Regions from separate parts of the Homo sapiens genome. Here region 2 is linked to region 1. A link is a contact called in ENCODE Hi-C or POLR2A ChIA-PET data. All regions are on one chromosome and are shown on one strand. The core of a region is the stretch at or near the end of the contact, and the rest is flanking DNA. Distances in the headings are between cores, read along the strand shown.

Region 1 (3,416 bases), core at 418-2,917:
CAAAATGCCAGTTACTGTGTTGCTGCGGGGCAGCATCAGAAGCCTGCAGTCTGAAGCATATGCTCCCAATTCTCAGATTTCTATAGCAGCATCTGAGAGAACACACAAGAAAAGAGGGAGGTTTCTTTGCTTTTGCCTATATTGGCCAGTATTCTCACATTTAGAATGCTTGATACCATAAGGTATAGTCGGCCAAATAGTTTGGTAGAAATGTTACAGACAGATCTGAAACAAATGATTCACTTAAAGTGCCTTCTATAAAGTAAATGCTGCTTAAATAATTCACTATTAATTGGACAGGTATTCTGCCTAGTAAAAACTGTGTTTGTATATTCTGTTTATCTATCTTCTTGCATTATTTGCTATTTATTTAAATCATCAATGGAGTTAAATCCAATGTGCAATTTTCCAATGTCCTGAGCCCTTCTGAAAATTGTATGCTTTGGAATGAAATTCTTCATGTGATTTCTCAAGTATTTTGAGGTAGGGTGGTTAGATGAACAACCAGAACATAACCCATTTTCAGCTGGGAGGATAGTCAAATAAACAAAAATATGTTTCTGAATGAAAGATATTCAAAGGAATACATATTACTGCATATTTTCAGTATGATTATGTAACAAGACTCCATTTCAAAGCTAACTTTTTGTTTGGATTACATGTGCAAAAAGGTCAGGGCTATGTTTTCTGTAGGAATTTTTACTTTTGCTTATTTGGAAGCAGTTAAAGGGCCAGAAATCCTGGCTATTTAGAGGCCTCTGTAAAGATGAAAACACATAAACACATTTAACAATAAATATTTGTATTTTAAATATAGGCATATTTTTGCTATACTATAGCTATTTCCTTCACTGCAAACCACTGGTTTAAGATTTCCTTTAATAATGAAGATATATTTCTAAAGAAATATATCTAGATAATCTATAAAATGGTTTTTAAATTGTTTCATAAATTGTAAAACAAATTGGCTGTCAACATGGAGAAACTCTCAATAGCCCAGGAAAACTCAGGCTTAAAAAGTTTCAAGGTTTCCTGGAACTTTCAATGTTTTCTGAAAATTTTCATCTCCAAATGTGCTCAATGTTAATAATTTTAGAGTCTAAAAATTGTGGCTGATCCTAAATATAAAACTAATTGACAACGACAATCTGGTTTCACTCATGGTAGACCTATTCTGGACCATTCAGAAAGTGATGAGGGACCCAAGGGGCAGATCCACAATTACCTTCCCTTACTTGGCCTTACTGGTCACTAAGCCTTTCCTAAAACCAAAGCTGCAAACAGTGCAACTGAAGTTTGAACTCCATTTCCTTCCACTCCTGCCCTACTTATTAGGTTGCACAGAAACAATAAAAGACCAAATGAGTTATAGCAGGACTGCTCTTACTTGAGAGGTAAGGGTATATTTATTTATAGTCCAGGGTCAAAGCTACTTCCTTAGATTGTGACCATCTTAAGAACAAAAAGTATCTAATCCAGTGTGAAATATAATGGTTCATACCTAGTACCATTAACTAATTAAAAACAGAAAGGAAAGACTGCAAATTTTTGATGATGAAGAAACCAAAGGTTCCCTGAAACTCTCAGTTTGAACCAAGGTCATTCGATATCATTAGCCAGAGTGTGGCTGAAAAGAGAAACCAGGAAGTGCTGAGTCATCGTGAGCATATGCAACATCCTCGTCAGCACTTCTGGTGCCAGATTCAAAGGTATGCGTACTTCCTTTGACCTGCTACTCTTCCATCCTTTTCTCAGTAACGCAGGGTAGGTCATGGAAAGCTAACTGCCACCAAGTTGAGAAGCAGCATGAACCCTAACAAATAACACTACTTAACACTGTCAATTCTATATGCTGGTCTCTAGATATGGCTATGAAAATAGATTGTTTGAAAATATATATGCGTGTGTATGTGTGTGTATATGTATATCATTTACTATCTGTCAGAATTAAGCCATTATACCTCTAGTTTCCAGTAAGTCAAGATAGCTTCCTCTTCAAATAAACAGCATGCCTTTGTCAGCATGCAGTTTATGTGCATTTAATTTGCCAAGCAGGTCTTACTAAAACAGTCAAATCCAAATGACCTTTGCATGACTGAAACACTTGTAGTATTAGGTAGAAAAACTATATAATAGGGGAAATAACACCCTGGAGTCAAAAGGCTTGTGGTCTAGTCCTGACTCTGCCAGCAGACAGTTGACCTTGAGCAAGTCATTTACGTTGTCTGTTTCTTTATCTGCAAGACGGGAATAACAATCCTCCCCCAGTCTCCCTCACTGCTGCTGTGAACGTAATTATATTAACAGCACTTAAGAAGTAGACAACTGTCATGACGAAAAGAAGTGATGAATTCATTACATATTTTTTAAAAAACAAAACTTCAGTCTCAGGCTAGCTTCTATGCATTTTATTAGAAACATACAATAATTTTACTGGATTTGAATGTTTAAGTTGTCACCCAGGTTGGAAGTGACATAAGAAGATAAACAGTAATAGTAAGTAGATGGGCAGAATTCAATAGTAAAGGGCTATATAAATATACTTCAAAAAAAGCAATTATAGGCCGGGTGCAGTGGCTCACGCCTGTAATCCCAGCACTTTGGGAGGCTGAGGTGGGCGGATCACGAGGTCAAGAGATTGAGACCATCCTAGCCAACATGGCGAAACCCCATCTAAAAATACAACAATTAGCTGGGCATGGTGGTGCGTGCCTGTAGTCCCAGCTACTCAGGAGGGTGAGGCAGGAGAATTGCTTGAACCCAGGAGGCGGAGGTTGCAGTGAGCCGAGATCGCGCCCGGTGACAGAATGAGAACCCCCCCAGCGCCAAAGAAAAAAAAAGGCAATTATATAGGAGAAATATCAAAATAATACTTTATTGAGAGAAAGAAAATTTGAAGTAACATAAATAATCAGTACCCAGCATTTTCTCATAGAATTTCCACAGGTCTCCAGCATTGCTTTCTGCAGTATTTTACTCATTGGACATTCTTCAGCTATATAAATAAGCATTGTGAACGAGCCTGGGATTCAACTACAGTTATAATGTTGTATCTACTAGAAATCCTGAGTGCTCAAACCCCAATGTAGCAGGGTACTTTAGGCAAACATCGTTTTAGTCCCTTCACCATCCTTGTACACTGAGACACGTGGCTGAAAATATTTACGCCCTCCTTACCGTGTGTAAAAACAAAATGAAAAGATTCTTTCTTGGCCTTTGACTCTCAGAAGGAAGAACAAACTGGGGTGGCTTCGAGTGAACAGTCTTGAGATTAAATGTGGAAATAATTATAGCACTTGAAGATGGCAGAAGGTGGCATTCAAGATGACAGTGTAACTCCATCTAATAGCAACCATTTGTTGAACAGCTCCTATGTCCGTAGTACCTATGCCTTGCCCTTGCAACTACTACCTGAT
Region 2 (3,311 bases), core at 516-3,015, 200 kb after region 1:
TGAGAGTTCTTTTATATATCCTGGATACAAGCCCTTCATCAGATATGTGATTTGTAAATATTTTTCCCACCTTGTGTCTTGCTTTTTAATTTTCTTAACATTGTCTTTCAGATCTTTGAAAGTGCAGAAGCTTTTAATTTAATGAAGTCTAATTTACCATTTTTTTCTTTTTGATTCATGATTTCAGTGTCCTAAGAAATCTTTGACTAACTCAAGGTAACCAAGATTTTCTCCTTTTCCTTTTTTCTACATATTTTATCATTTTAGCACTTATGCTTAATTCTGTGAGCCATATGGAGTTAATTTTTTAAATATGGTGGCAAAGGTTCACATTTTTTTCATATGTATACCCATTTGTCCAATACCATTTATTGAAACAACTCTATTCCCCATTTAATAACCTTGACATCATTGTTGAAAATCAAACGGCTGTGTGGGTCTATTTTTGATTCTCTTCTATGTTTGTCCTTATGCAAACACCACATTGACTTAATTAGTGTAGCTTTTTACTAAATCTTAAAATCGAATGGTGAAAAACCTCTAACGTTTAGTATACTCTCCTAGAGTGTTCAAATTTGGAAATACTAGGAGGGGATATTTCTTTTTCCCAGAAAAGGACTCTGAACACTTGTACATATTCTGGAAGCATCCTTTGCTTCCTGCAGTAATTTATATCTGTTACTACTAAGCTTTAAGTATTCCAAGAGTTCATTATAAGTTCTTGCTTTCATGTGCTCTTGCAAATGAACCCCTTAAACAGATCACTTCACGTCCATGATGTGTGTAATTCGTCATGGAAGTCACTAATCCCAGATCTCCATGGAAGGCAAGTGGTAGCATTATTGAACAGCTCGACTTTTCTGACTGTCAAATTATCTTGCTCACCCATGGTTTCCTGATGCTTGGAACTCTGGCTTCTCACCTCAGAGGCTTTGTAAACAAAACAGTTTGTATAGGTTGCATTTGAAATGCAAAAAGCTTACTTTTTAAGTGTTGGGAATTCCAGGGAACATAAAATCACTTTCACCAATTCAATCTATAAAAATGAGAAATCAAGAACGTTAGTCATGCAAACTATAAAGTCACAAATCAAGGAGATTTCTGCTGAAGACAGAGCTTTATCCTTGTTTTTTGGATGCAGGGACCCTCCTTTCTATCACCAAAGGAATATTTTGGACAGAAACAGTTCATTTGCTAGGGTATTTTCAAATTGGAAGAAGTGTGCCTTATATCACACTTACCAGTCTATATTGTCCAATCTATCATTTTCTCTCCCCAAACTAGAAAAGGGCAAAATGTGATAAATATGAGTTTAATGGTGAGTAACAAGTATCTTTGCATAATAACAGCTCATTTGTTATCAATATTATTGAAGGAATAGAACAAAGTATCAGCTTAAAAATTCAACCTTTTTAACAAAACGAATTAACACTTCCTTGTCTTGGTGATGGATAATGCTGAACATAATTTAATCTCACCTAGTAACTCAGGGACTACTGAGGGTATACTGTTGTTTGCCCCTGCATTAAATAGTCCCTAATTATTGTGCTTTTTACTTACTGTATTCACTTAATAACTCCCCTCCCCTGCTGTTGGTACGCCTTTTATTTTGCGATGAGCTAATGAGATTATTCAACAGCTCTGTTAGATATGAGATAATCGAAGCTTGCTGGAATTGTGAGAAAAGTAAGAGCACATGAGTTTTGTGTGAGGCCCAAAGGCTTCTTCTATGAGCTCATGATTTTTTCTCATTAAACATTCTGACATGGTTTGCCTTCTACATGACTCAGAAGTTCTTGGCTTTGTAGTAGATTGTCAAAGTTGCTGGAAATGACCAATCGTGTATGCATGTGTGTGTGTCCGGTGTGGTGTCTACGTGCTAAGTATGTGAGAAGTAAATACATGAATATATACACATAATATAAATTTTAAGTTCCACAAGAGCATTTCTATATGCCTGTATCTATATAAACTTTCAATAAATGTTTGAATTAATTAAAAACTGTATATATTTTGTATTTCTTGATTGGTGACCACCATAGCAACTTCAACAATTTTAGAATTCCTGCTGCCATGTGGGAAATGTGTAATGTCCACCCTGGAACAATGCCCCAATTCCTTTTGGAAGAGAAAGGTATTCTGATAGCATTGTTATGACTACCATCCACACTTGTTTTGGGGGTTAAACTTCCAGGCAGCCAGCTTTATGCAGAAGGGTGATTCACTGTTTCTGTGTCCACTCAGCTCAAAGCCCCTCTGGGACTGGAACACCTTTAGTCTAATTTTCTCAAAAAAAAAAAAAAAAAGAGCATATTTGCCACTTTCCACTTAATAAAATGCCATGTAGAATATTGATATCAAAAGGCAGTTGCAATATCAAGATTTTCATACTTCTATCGGATTAAGAGGGAGTACATTCTTTTGCTGCTAATGCTATTGACAGTCACAAAGATAAAGGGGAATTTAATGGCTTAAGAGCAATTAACTATATTTCCTTCCTGGAATCAATCAGTAAAACACAGCACATCTGAGAATAGAGAAAGGAATATTGGATCCAAATCCCGAAGATCTCATCTGAGATAAATTTAAAAATTAGGACTAATAACACTGGACTATATCTACCATGAGGTAAGATATTTGCTTTGACAAAGCTTTGCTTCAAAAATTTTTTCATCCTCTTTAATCATGTTGGAGGTCTACATCAATAAAGGATCAGTTACTTCTAATGGTATCTGTAAATTTATCATTTTTAATAATTATTAGACTGGTTTTTGCATTCACATTCTTTTAAAAATAATTGTAATATACCTTAATGCTTAAAATGACCAGTTCTCCAAATTGTTTGAAGTTGATTTTGAACCAACTTACGTTACTCATTGACAGCAAGTTGTACCAGTAGCACGTGAATACTTAGATCATACTATAAATCCCAATATAAAGATTAGAGGTAGGGAGAACACAGAAGAATAACAGAATCTTGTGAAAGCCTCTGTGCAAAACTTCTGACTATCTCTTTGTATGCTCAGAGGATCTGATCTGGCACTCAATAGCACAAATCTACATGCCCTTCTAATCAAGATAATCCTGAGATTATGACATCTGTTGGGGCTCAAACTCAAGATTAAGTGTCCACCCTGCAGGTTGGAAAGACACGATGAAGAGTTAACCTTATGATATGGAAATGCTAATGTGACATGAATCTTTGTAAAACTGTAACAAGCCTTCTCACTGTAGAGCTATAGCTTTTCTAAGCATTGCACAACTGACCCAAACTGTATTCATGCAGCGTTCATTTTATAGGAAAAAGTATT

What was found. A loop is a pair of places that touch in the nucleus more often than their neighbours do. ChIA-PET counts read pairs that join two places held with the same protein, here RNA polymerase II (POLR2A).
Region 2: a loop to region 1 is called in a map of endothelial cell of umbilical vein, with 10 times the contacts of the local background. The contact joins two enhancer-like sites. A Hi-C loop is called at or near these places in 2 of 168 maps with a recorded cell type or tissue (endothelial cell of umbilical vein and vagina). POLR2A ChIA-PET finds 5 or more read pairs at or near these places in 1 of 52 experiments (IMR-90).

Annotation. Positions count from the first base shown.
Region 1 is chr7:92,808,229-92,811,644 of GRCh38, forward strand. The region is part of intron 2 of CDK6 (cyclin dependent kinase 6); the gene reads right to left. Among named protein-coding and RNA genes, the nearest start is that of CDK6-AS1, 27 kb to the right of the region's middle. RefSeq lists enhancers at 1,154-2,353, 1,342-1,391, 1,582-1,726, 1,842-1,951 and a cis regulatory region at 1,649-1,659. Within about 2 kb of position 1,668, at least 28 of the 41 ENCODE cell types and tissues checked have a DNase peak (open chromatin) inside an H3K27ac peak, as active enhancers do; they include IMR-90 and endothelial cell of umbilical vein, where a contact is called at or near this core.
Region 2 is chr7:93,009,931-93,013,241 of GRCh38, forward strand. No RefSeq gene overlaps it. Among named protein-coding and RNA genes, the nearest start is that of SAMD9, 110 kb to the right of the region's middle. Within about 2 kb of position 1,766, at least 4 of the 41 ENCODE cell types and tissues checked have a DNase peak (open chromatin) inside an H3K27ac peak, as active enhancers do; they include IMR-90 and endothelial cell of umbilical vein, where a contact is called at or near this core.